2 separate regions of the Homo sapiens genome follow, and region 1 is linked to region 2. Evidence: chromatin contacts called from ENCODE Hi-C or POLR2A ChIA-PET data. All regions are on one chromosome and are shown on one strand. Each heading gives the region's core, a stretch centred on a gene start or an enhancer-like site at or near the end of the contact. The rest is flanking DNA. Distances are from core to core; before and after follow the strand shown. Region 1 overlaps MAPK1 (mitogen-activated protein kinase 1). Region 2 holds the start of PPM1F-AS1 (PPM1F antisense RNA 1).

What was found. Hi-C counts contacts between places; a loop is a spot of excess contacts on that map. ChIA-PET counts read pairs that join two places held with the same protein, here RNA polymerase II (POLR2A). Pooled maps may share reads with other maps.
Region 1: a loop to region 2 is called in a pooled map, with 4 times the contacts of the local background. The contact joins the enhancer-like site here to the promoter of PPM1F-AS1 in region 2. A Hi-C loop is called at or near these places in 1 of 168 maps with a recorded cell type or tissue (K562) and 6 of 50 pooled maps. POLR2A ChIA-PET finds 5 or more read pairs at or near these places in 4 of 52 experiments (H1, K562, MCF 10A and 1 more).

The regions. Positions count from the first base shown.
Region 1 is chr22:21,835,743-21,841,505 of GRCh38, reverse strand. All of the region lies in intron 1 of MAPK1 (mitogen-activated protein kinase 1), which reads left to right. Among named protein-coding and RNA genes, the nearest start is that of MAPK1, 29 kb to the left of the region's middle. RefSeq lists a silencer at 3,239-3,446. Within about 2 kb of position 3,371, at least 7 of the 41 ENCODE cell types and tissues checked have a DNase peak (open chromatin) inside an H3K27ac peak, as active enhancers do.
Region 2 is chr22:21,935,669-21,941,669 of GRCh38, reverse strand. PPM1F-AS1 (PPM1F antisense RNA 1) reads right to left here and starts at 3,433. Exons shown (of 2, transcript NR_147620.1): 1 at 2,057-3,433; 2 at 1-568. PPM1F (protein phosphatase, Mg2+/Mn2+ dependent 1F) reads left to right here. Exons shown (of 8, transcript NM_014634.4): 3 at 1,990-2,138. RefSeq lists enhancers at 1,395-2,201, 2,202-3,009, 3,010-3,816 and a silencer at 3,299-3,458.

The DNA of each region.
Region 1 (5,763 bases), core at 2,122-4,621, 100 kb after region 2:
CTGAAGGAGTAGGGAGTTATCTTCCACCTCCTTGATGGTGTAGTATCAACATAAATTATTTGGTATTCTTCTATTTGGGAGATTGTCTCTTCTCCCCATTTGTATATATCACTATGGACTTGTGAATATTAATTTTACATTTTGGGTTACAATCCCAATGGCACTTCGATTTTGGTGCTTATGTTTTTCCAGCTTTGGGCATTGGGAGCTCTTTCAGTTGGCTTCTGTGTCCCTTTGACATACCTTAATTATTTACATGTAAAAAAATGTTTAGCTCCATACTTCCTGGCACTACAATATGTTCTAAGTTCATCTAGTATATTTCTTGCCCCAGGGACTTAACTTCAAAAGAACCAAGGCTTTATTGAGATATAATTTATGGCTGGGCACGGTGGCTCAAGCCTGTAATCCCAGCACTTTGGGAGGCTGAGGCAGGCGGATCACGAGGTCAAGAGTTCAAGACCAGTCTGGCCAACATAGTGAAACCCCGTCTCTACTGAAAATACAAAAAAAAAATTAGCCGGGCATGGTGGTGTGTGCCTGTAATCCCAGCTACTCGGGAGGCTGAGGCAGGAGAATTGCGTGAACCCAGGAGGCAGAGGCTGCAGTGAGCCAAGATCGCGCCACTGCACTCCAGCCTGGGTGACAGAAAGAGACTCTGTCTCAAAAAAAAAAAAAAGAGAGAGAGAGATAATTTACAAACATTTCACCCGTTTAAAGTGTACAATTCAGCGTGTTTTTTTGTTTTGTTTTGTTTTTTCTTGAGATGGAGTCTCACTTTTTCGCCAGGCTGGAGTGCAGTGGCGTGATCTCAGCTCACCACAGCCTCAGCCTCCCGGGTTCAAGCAATTCTCCTGCCTCAGCCTCCTGAGTAGCTGGGATCACAGACTCCCGCCACCACACCCAGCTAATTCTTGTGTTTTTAGTAGAGACAGGGTCTCACCATGTTGGCCAGGATGGTCTCGATCTTGACCTCGTGATCTGCCCACCTTGGCCTCCCAGGGTAGCTTTTTAAAATATATACACAGATATGTTTAATAACCATCAAAGTCAATTTTTAGAATAATCACCTCAACAAGAAACCCTTGACTGGATACAGTGGCTCACACCTGTAATTTCAGCACTTTGGTAGGTATAGGCAGGAGTATCACTTGAGCCTAGGAGTTTGAGACCAGCCTGGGTAAAATAGTGAAACCTTGTTTCTACAAAAAATTTAAAAGTTAGCCAGGAATTGTGGCATGGCCCTGAGGTTCCAGCTACTTGGGAGGGTGAGGCAGGAGAATTGCTTGAGCCTAGGTCAAGGCTATAGTAACCTGTGACCACGCGACTGCACTCTATCCTGGCCAACAAAGCGAGACCCTGTGTCAAAAAAGAAAGAAAGAAACCAATCCTGTATCCTTTAGCTATTTACTCTCTCTCTCTCTCTCCCCTTCTTTTTCAGTGTAAAGTAACTACCAATCTAATTTCTATCTGTATAGATTTGCCTATCTGGACATTTTGTATAAATGGCATCACATGTGTGGCTTCTTTCACTTAGCATGTTTCAAGGTTCATCCATGTTGTAGCATTTATCAGTACTTCATTCCATTTTTATGGCTGAATAATATTCCATTGTGTGGATACACCACCTTTTGCTTGTCTATCAGTTGATGGAGCTTTGGTTTGTTTCCACCTTTTGATTATTATGAATAATGCTGCTACGAACATTTGTGTACAAGTTTCTATGTGGTCATGGTTTTCATTTGCCAGGTCATATGGTAATTCTGTGTTTAACCACTTGAACATAAATTGAAGTATTGATCTTTTAATTATGTTTTGTTAGAGACAGGGTCTCACTCTGTCATCCAGGCTGCAGTGCAGTGGTGTGATCACGGCTCGTTGCAGCCTTGAACTCCTGGGCTCAAGCAGTCCTCCTGCATTAGCCTCCCAAGTAGCTGGGATCACAGGCATGCACCACCATATCTGGCTAATTTTTAATTTTTTGTAGAGACAGGGACTTGCCATGTTGCCCACACTGGTCTCAAATTCCTGGGCTCAAGCAGTCCTCCCATCTCAGTCTCTCAAAGTGCTAGGATTACAGGCATGAGCCACCATGCCTGGCCTATTATTGAGTTTTTTTGTTTGTTTTGTTTTTGTTTTTGAGACACACTCTCACTCTGTTGCCCAGGCTGGAGTGCAGTGGTGCGATCTCAGCTCACCGCAACCTCTGCTTCCCAGGTTCAGGCGATTATCCTGCCTCAGCCTCGCGAGTAGCCGTGATTACAGGCACCCACCACCACGCCCAGCTAATTTTTGTATTTTTAGTAGAGATGAGGTTTCACCACGTTGGCCAGGCTGGTCTCAAACTCCTGACTTCAGGTGATCCTCCCACTTCAGCCTCACAAAGTGCTGAGATTACAGGCATGAGCCACCACACCCAGCTCCTGTGATTGAGTTTTAAAAGTTCTTTATACATTCTAGATACAGATTCCTTATCAAATACATGATATGCAAATATTTTTCTCTCATTCTGTGAGTTGTCTTTTCATTTTCTTTCTAGTGTCCTTTGAAGCACAAAGTTGTTAAATTTTGGTCAAGTCCAATTTATCTATTTTTTTCTTTTGTTGTTTATGCCTGTCATGTCATATATGTAAGAATCCATTGCCAGATTTTCAGGGTTTACCCTGAAGATTTATCCCTATGTTTCTTTGTAGAGTTTTATTGTTCTAGCTCTTACATTTAAGTGTTTGAGCCATTGTATATTGTGAAGTGTAAGGATCCAGCTTTATTCATTTGCACATGGCTGTCTAGTTGTACCAGCATCATTTGTTGAAGGGAAAGGATAGTCTTTTCCTTTCCCCACTGAGTGGTGTTGGCACCCTTGTCAAAAATCAGTTGACCATAGATGGGTTTATTTCTAGATTTTCATTTCTGTCCCATCAATCTATATCTTTTTTCTTTGTGCCAGCACCACCCTTTTGATTATTTACCTTGCAATAAGTTTTGGAATTTGAGATGATATGGGCTTAACTTTTAAATGACTTCCCAAGTAACTAAGGGCTTATACAGGATTTGCTTTTTTAGTTTAGTTATTATTTTTATTTAAAATCATATTCTAAGTTTTCTGAAGTTACACTAGCATTTTAAAAAATTAATTATTTTATTTTTTTGAGACCGAGTCTTGCTCTGTCGCCCGGGCTGGAGTGCAGTGGTGCGATCTCAGCTCACTGCAACCTCCGCCTCCCGGGTTCAAGCAATTCTGTCTCCGCCTCCCAAGTAGCTGGAATTACAGGCATGAACCACCACGGCCTGGCTAATTTTTGTATTTTTAGTAGAGATGGGGTTTCACGATGTTGGCCAGGCTGGTCTTGAACTCCTCACCTCAGGTGATCCACCCCGCCTCAGCCTCCCAAAGTGCTGGGATTACAGGTGTGAGTCACCACTCCTGGCCGTACTAGCTAGTTTTATAGTGAAAGATTTTATTTTAATGCTGTATTTTTTTTTACCAGCATCTCTCCAATCTCCCATGAAAGATTTTTAAAATCAACAAAAACAAGCCTTCTGCTGTACAACACTTACTGAAAACATCACTTTCGTTACTCTATCCAGTACTTTTAAATTGATATATAGTCCTAAATTTAATTTCCTGGGCACTGCCCCAGAGTCTGTGAGACAAGTGCCATTTGTTCTCTCCCCTTCATAGTCAGGCTCTCTCGGGAATGGTTCGTGCTGCTTGCTCTGCTTTCTGTGCCCACCTCTTCTGCCCACGAGAGCCAGACTTTAGCCCCCTACCCCCACTCTTGCACTCTGAACTGATGGTGTGCACACTCTATGTACAGTCTTTCTTGATTTTGATCTTTCTGGACTGGTTGCTTTTTCCTGAAGGCCTTCCTCACCAAAGATTCTTTTTCCCCTTTTTTTGCCATTCTCCCTGGAAAATCAAAAGATTTTGATTTTTTCTGGAGCACTTGATGTTATAAGCCATTTCCTTTTTAAAAAGTTACATCTACTACTTTGCTGAGACACCTCTGGTTTTCCCAAGTCTTTGACTCTTTGTTCTTAGTTCTTGGGCCCTCTGTGTCCCATACACACTCTCTGGATGATCTCATCCAAATTCCTAGGGGCTGATCACTCTTCTGTCCTAAAAATAAAACAAAGCCAAAACTTCTGCTTCCCTTTGAAGCACTACCATCCTTCTTTCCTCCAGAGCCCTGCCCACTGTTTTACTTTCTCCCTCCCACTTCAGGCTAAAGCTCACTTTGCTCTGCCAGACCTGTTCTCAGCAAGGATTCTTTTGTTTTTTTAAACCTACGTAATGATTATCCCATACTATTGTGTCCTATTTTTTCCTTTTTCTATGTATCTGACTCCAACATGTAACATCAACATAATGTTAAATTTTATTAAAAACAGGTTATTTATATAACTGTTGCCCCCATTTGTTGGGCATTTATATTGCTTCATTTTTTCAGTTTTTAAAAATTTTTAAATTTTTTATTTTATTTTCAAGAGACAGGGTCTCACTATGTTGCCAAGGCTGGTCTCGAACTCCTGGACTCAAGCGATCCTCCCACCTTGGCCTCCCAGAGTGCTGGGATTGCAGGCGTGAGCTACCACACCTGGCCCTCATTTTAGTTTTAATTTATTTTTAACTTTTTAGAGACAGCCTCACTTTGTTGCCCAGGCTAGAGTGCAATGGCATGATCATGGCTCACTGCAGCCTCGATCTCCTGGGCTCAGGTGATTCTACCACCTCAGCCCCCCAAGTGGCTGGGACCACAGGCGCACACCATCACCCCAGATAATTTTTTTTTTTGAGACGGAGTCTCGCTCTGTCGTCCAGGCAGGAGTGCAGTGGCGCGATCTCGGCGCACTGCAACCTCTTGCCTCCTGGATTCAAGCGATTCTCCTGCCTCAGCCTCCTGAGTAGCTGGGATTACGGACGCGTGCCACCACACCCGGCTACAGATAATTTTTTTGTATTTTTTGTAGACACTGGGTTTCTCCATATTGCCCAGGGCTGATCTCGAACTTCTGGGCTCAAGGGATCCACAGCGTCAGCTTCCCAAAGTGCTGGGATTACAGGCATGAGCCACCACGTCCACCCCTACATTTTTTTTCTCCCCCCAGATGTATACTTTTAAGTTCTGTTTTTGTTTTTGTTTGTTTGTTTGTTTGAGTCTCACTCTGTCGCCCAGGCTGGAGTGTGGTGGCACAATCTTGGCTCACTGCAACCTCCGCCTCCTGGGTTCAAGTGATTATCCTGCCTCAGCCTCCCAGGTAGCTGGGACTACAGGCATGTACCACCACACCTGGCTAATTTTTGTATTTTTAGTAGAGACTGGGTTTTTCTGTGTTGGCCAGCCTGGTCTCGAACTCCTGACCTCAAGTGATCTGCCTGCCTCAGCCTCCCAAAGTGCTGGGATTACAGGTACAAATTGCTACACCCGGCCTGTATACTTTTAAATTCTTTAGTGTAGGGCCTCTGTCTTGAGTGCTTATCAGCTTTTCGCTGGTGAAGTGGGTTGGCCAGGATAAAAAGTATCATCAAGATGCCATTTCTCTCTTCTTCCCCATCCCAACTCCCAGAGCTGATCTGTCTCCCTGCTCCAGGCTTTCATGCCCTGTTTTGATTACTGTCAGCTTTCCAGAGTGAAGGGATCTCTCTTTTAAGTGTTAGCTCCTGAAATAATGATCTGAGAAAAGGGATTTTTGTTTGAAGGGACCATGCTTTTTTTTTTTTTTTTTTTGGACATAATTTACCTACCAGAGAAAAGAAAAACT
Region 2 (6,001 bases), core at 2,184-4,683:
GCCACTCCTGGAGTCATCCCCACTTTGCTAGCCATGCTCTGGCCCTGTGGGACTCAGCCCCCTATCCTCATTCATTCCGCAGCTCCATCTCCTGCCCAGACCATGTTCTTGCAGGCCCTCAGGCCTCTTGACCTCCGTGGAACACAAGTCGCTGTGGAAACAGAGCCCATTGCCCATCCCCTGCCTGACTCTTCCATCCCCATCAGGGTAATTAACTGTACCACGAGCCTTCTAGTTGCTCAGAATAGAAACTTCAACACTGTCCCTGCCCCTCCATTTATACTGCCCGACTCTGTCTGCTCCTGTTTGTCACCATGGCCCTGCCCAGCCCAGGTCTTAGACTCTCTCCTTTAGACAGTCGTCCCCTTCTTGCCAGCCCACCCTCCACACCAGGGTCAGAGAGGCCTAAAAGCCCCATCTGATCATGCCATGTCCCTCTTCAAACAGACCAAAGGCGGCCAGGTGTGGCGGCTCACGCCATTATCCCAGGGCTTTGGGAGGCTGAGATGGGAGGATCACTTGAGGGCAGGAGTTCAAGACCAGCCTGGACAACATAGCAAAACCCCACCTGTACAAAAAAATTTACAGATTAGCTGGACATGGTGATGTCTGTAGCCCTAACTACTGCCTGTAGCCCTAACTACTCTGGAGTCTGAGGTGAGAGGATCTCTTGAGCCCAGGGGTTTGAGGCTGCAGCGAGCCATGATTGCACAGCTGTGCTCCAGCCTGGGAGACAGAGCAAGACCCTGTCTCTAAAAATAAATAAATAAAACACAGACCAATGGCAGTGCTTCCCTGTTAGCATAAAGCTTGGCCTGCCCTGTTCCCACAGCCCCTCACCCCGGCAGCTCCTATGGCCCCATCCGCCCAGGGACCTTGTGGACCACGCACAGCCACTTCCTCTGCTGAGTGTGCCCATGGGTCCCACACCCCAGGATCAGCTTCCTGGAGCTGCTGTACAAATGACCACAGACCCAGCAGCTTAAACAACAGAAGTGTGCTTCATGGTGCTGGAGGCTGTCATCTGAGATCAGGATATTGACAGAACTGGCTCCTTCTGGTGGTTTGTGGGCAACCCTTGGCATTCCCTGGCTTGTAGGTTCATCCCCCAGGTCTCTGCCTCATGTTCCCCTGGCATTCTCTCTGTGTGTGTGTGTCTGTGTCCAAATTCCTCCCCCAACCTGTTTTTTTTTTTTGGAGACAGCATCTTGCTCTGTCGCCTAGGCTGGAGTGCAGTGGCACAATCTTGGCTCACTGCAACCTCCACCTCCCAGGTTCAAGCAATTCTTCTGCCTCAGCCTCCTGAGTAGCTGGAACTACAGGCATGCGCCACCACACCCGGCTAATTTTTGTATTTTTAGTAGAGATGAGGTTTTACCATGTTGGCCAGGCTGGTCTCAAACTCCTGACCTCGTGATCTACCTGCCTTGGCCTCCCAAAGTACTGGGATTACAGATGTGAGCCACCGCACCCGGCCCAAATTCCCTTTTTCATAGAGACATCAGTCATTGGAGTAGGGGCCCAGCCTGCTCCAGCATGACGTCATCTTAACTAATTCCATCTGTAATGACCCTGTTTCCAAATGAGCTCCATTCTGAGGTACTGGGGGTTAGGGCCTCAGTGTATGAATTTAGGGGGGACACAATTCAACCCAGAACACTCCCCACCCCCCAGGGTCCCCAGCTGGCATGGGTGATTCCTCTGCCCTCCTGTGGCCAGGAGCCATCATCAGCATGGATGTCAGGCAGTTTACTTGCCCATCAACAGCCCCCTCCCAACTAGCCGCAGGCTCAAGTATGGTCCAGCTCCCCACCAGATGGTTGTGCGTCTGCCTTTGCTGTCCTGTGACCTTCCTGTCCCAGCTCCCTGAGGACAGGGGCCGCCCTGCTGGCCGTGACCCCTCAGCATGTGGGCTGACAGTTGGGGAAGGGGGGCTAGGTGTGGTCTCCTGCTGGGGGCTGCCCCTCACTTCCCCCTCCTCATCCCTAGGAAGGCCCCGCCACCACTTGCTGCTGCTCTGGCCCACGAAGCAGTTTCACAGCTGCTACAGACAGACCTTTCCGAATTCAGGAAGTTGCCCAGGGAGGAAGAAGAAGAGGAGGAGGACGATGACGAGGAGGAAAAGGCCCCTGTGACCTGTGAGTTCTGTTTCTTCTGAGGTGGCCCCAGGGCTGCTTAGCAGGCAACAAAGGGTGACGACATTGTGGGAAGCCCATTGATTGGGGTCCCTAAGGGTGCTGGGGCCCTCGCTCACAACGGCAGCAGAATCAAGGAGCAGAGAAGGCTTGCGGCCCCAGTGAGGTGGAGGGTGGCGGTCACAGCCCTCCACAGGTCATATAGTTCCCAGTCAGCCCACGAGGCAGGGGTGGGTGGTGCAGACACCCTCCTGTGTCCTGTCTGACTGAAGTTCCAGAACAGCCCAGGAAATTAAAGATGCTTATCCCGTTTCACAGAGGATCTCACAGGTGATCGATCTCTGGTCATGCAGCCAGGTTCAAGTGCCCTCAGTGTTGTAACTCAGTTAACATGCGCCCGGGCAGGCGAAGTCAGGGTTGGCCAGGTGGCATGCCAGCAGGTCTCGGGGCAGCAGCGTGGTCCCCTCAACGCTCGGGCCCCCTGCCTCAGCTGCCCCCAAGTCAGGATTCTGTTGGGTGGAGACGCTCTACGGTGTCCATGAGCCCCATGGTTAGATGCTGGTGGAAGCTTGTCTGTCAGCCTGCTCCTGGGACAGCCATAAGCATGGTGTGGCCAGGGGAACCCAGAAATGGAGAGGGCTGCAGATCCATTTCACAGAGGATATAATCATTAAAAAGCAGGGCTTTTATTTCATGTGACTTTCTTTCATTCTCCTAGTAATTTCATTTTATTATATTTCGCCAAAGTGTTGGTTGATGTTAGACCAGAAATACAGGGCGTAAGAATCGCAGGCTGCAGCAGGGGTGCCACAAGGGGGTAGCAACGTCCCACCCAGCTGAATAGTTGTCCCTGGACAGGCCAGCAGGCAGCAGAGTTGCAGTGGATTTTCCCTTCCTTGCCATTTCCTGTCGGCCATTTCCTTTCCCTTCCTTTGCCATTTCCTTTCCTTTCCCTGTTGTTCTAAATTCGGCATTACTAGTGCATGCGTGCATCCGGGGAAAAGGAACAAGGTGGGAGAAGAGAGAGAAAGCGAATACCCGAGGCCGCCAGCATCAGTGGGTGCCCGCGCTCTCCTCCTCGCTCTCGTCCTCTGCCCTCCGCCCTGGCTCCCTGCCCGCATTCCCTGGGAGCGCAGCCTTGCCTTAGCCTGGGAGACAGCTGTCCACAGTGACAGGCGGCCATTGTTCTCGGCCGAGCCAGCAGGCTTCCGGCCGGTGGCAGCTGCTGCTCCTCCGCTCTGCGGCCCCACCAAGGGGGCGCCGCCACCGCCCAGGCCCTCCCCGCCTGATGGGTCTCTGTCCGTCCACGCGGGAGACAGCGCCACCTGCCGGTGAGAAGGAGCGTTGCTGCGCCGGCACCAGCCCAGTCCTACGCTCGGGGCTCCTGCAGGCCTGGGAAGGAGGGAGGGCGCAGCTAGAAGGAAGTCTCGCCTGCCCTTGCTTCCCCGTCTGTCAGAGTGCCTCGCATGCAGGCCTGCCTAGCGGCCTTGATCATGCTCTCCCTGTCACGGAAGTAGAATGTAGTCAAGTTTTTGGACTCCAAGCCATTCTTACAAAATTGCGTCAGAGTGGGGATTGTATTATAAGAATTGCCACTGAAGAGCAGCGAGTGGCTGAAACCTCTGTGTGGCTGCCAGTCAGCCCCTCCCCGGTGACTGGATCAGCGAAGAATCCAGAAGCGAGGTTGCGGGGCTGCAGCCCTTGGCATGGGGAGTCCGTGGGCTGGGCAGCACTGCCTCAGCCGCTGGCCTTTCCTGAGCAGAGTCTAGGCTAAGCGGCTGTTGGAAATAGCAGTAGCACCCGGGGCGAGACCGTGAGCCACAGCGGCGGCCGGAGTCTCCCCCAGCCCGAGCTCAGGCCTGGTAAGCACCAGGAGCCCACAGTTTCCAGAGGGAGTGAGGAGGAGTCCATGGCATTTAGGGGCAGTTTTCTGGGCACAGTGGCCCTCAGACGAGAGGAAGAGGAGGCAGCGCTACAAGGACTGGCAGGACGAGGGGGGTTTCCTGCTGGTTTGCAGGGGATCCACTGGCCAAACTTGTGTGGAGCTGCCTTCCCTGAGCTGGGCCTGCCTGAATGAGTTCTCAGGCCCCTCCTTCACCCATAGCCTTGCCAGTCCCCAGTTCTTGCCAAATGCTTGAATAGGCCCCTGTGTTGGCCATGGCGGCAGCAGCTGGCTCTGGATGCCCCCACCCCTGCCTTGATGCATGGATTCCCAAGAACCTGTCTTTCTGTGACCTCCTGCGTGCATAAGCCCTCGCGTTCATGGTTCTTCCTCGGTGGCCCCCTCTGGCCTCAGCCCTTCTCCTTTTCTTCCACAGCCTCCGCCTTTAGGCAGGAGCTCTTTCCTCCTCTCAGTTCCCCATGTCCTTTGGGTGTGGCCTGTGACACTCAACTCCTGCCCTCGGCTGACTGGCCCTGATTCACCATGCTTGCCACATGCACCTGGGCTGGCAGGAGTTCCAGGAGAGTTTGTGCATTGAAGTGACATGAGTCCCTGAAGCCAGAGCCCCCATGGTTTCCTTTGGGCCTGTTACTGGTTGATCTTTTCTTGAGAAGCCAAGCTTAGGTAGGATTTGGGTATTTTTTCTTTTCAAATGAGTATTGTGGCTTATATTATTTGTTGCTACATAACAAATTGCCCCAAATGTAGTGGCTTAAAACAACAGACATTTATTCTCCCAGTTTCTGTGGGTCTGGAATCTGGGAGCAGCTTAGCTGGTTCTGGTCCAGGGTCTCTTACTGGGTTGTGGTGACATGGTTGCTGGCTGGGCTGGAGGGCCTGCTTCCACGGTGGTTTCAACACACGGCCACTGACAGGAGGCCCTGGTCCCGTCCCATGTGGACTCTCCGTGGCGCTGCTTGAGCATCCTCACAGCTCAGATTGAGCGATGAGAGGGAGGGAGGAAGAGAGTGAGAATACACAAGGCGGGAGGCGCAGGGCCTCTTTGTTTCGTAACACCTGAAGCACACGCAGTCACTGCCACTCTTCATCAGAAGCAGCCAGCTCCCACACTCAGCAGTGGGAAGTGAGCTCCACCTCGCAAAAGGGGAAGTCAAAGAATTTGTGGACATGCTTTAAAGCCACTGTCACACGAGACTAACACTTGTAATGAAAAACTGGGGAAGTATTAAGAAAGTGTACTTCAGGAAAAAGCTGTCCGTGGAACTGCCACGTGCAGGCCCACTCTGACACCTTGGTTGTGTGCTGTTCCCGCCTTTTTTTTTTTCTGGCCCTGGTGGTTTTTCATGGACTTGTAGTTAAACTGCATATGTAATTTTCCTTCTTTTTTCACTTAGTATCATGACAGAAGCATTTTACATGCTTATAAACTCTATTAAAATCCATTTTTTAGTTTTCTGTTTTAAGAGACCAGGTCTCCCTCTGTCACCCAGACTGGAATGCAGTGGTGTAATCGGAGATCGCCGTAACCTCGACGTCCTTGGCTCAAGGGATCCTCCTGCCCCAGCCTCCCGAATAGCTGGGAGTAGATATACCACCACACACAGCTAATTTTTTTTGGTTTGGTGTTGTTCATTTGCGACTGAGTTTCGCTCTGTTGTCCAGGCTGGAGTGTAGTGGCTCAATCTTGGCTCACTGCAACCTCTGCCTCCCGGATTCAAGCAATTTTCCTGCCTCAGCCTCCCAAGTAGCTGGGACTACATGTGCATGCCAGCACGCCCAGCTAATTTTTGTATTTTTAGTAGAGACGGGGTTTCACTTTGTTGGTCAGGGTGGTCTCGAACTCCGGACCTCAAGTGATCTGCCTGCCTTTACCTCTCAAAGCGCGGGACTACAGGCATGAGCCATGGCGCCCAGCCTGTTTGTTTTTAAGAGACAAGGTCTCTTTATGTTATCCAGGCTGGTC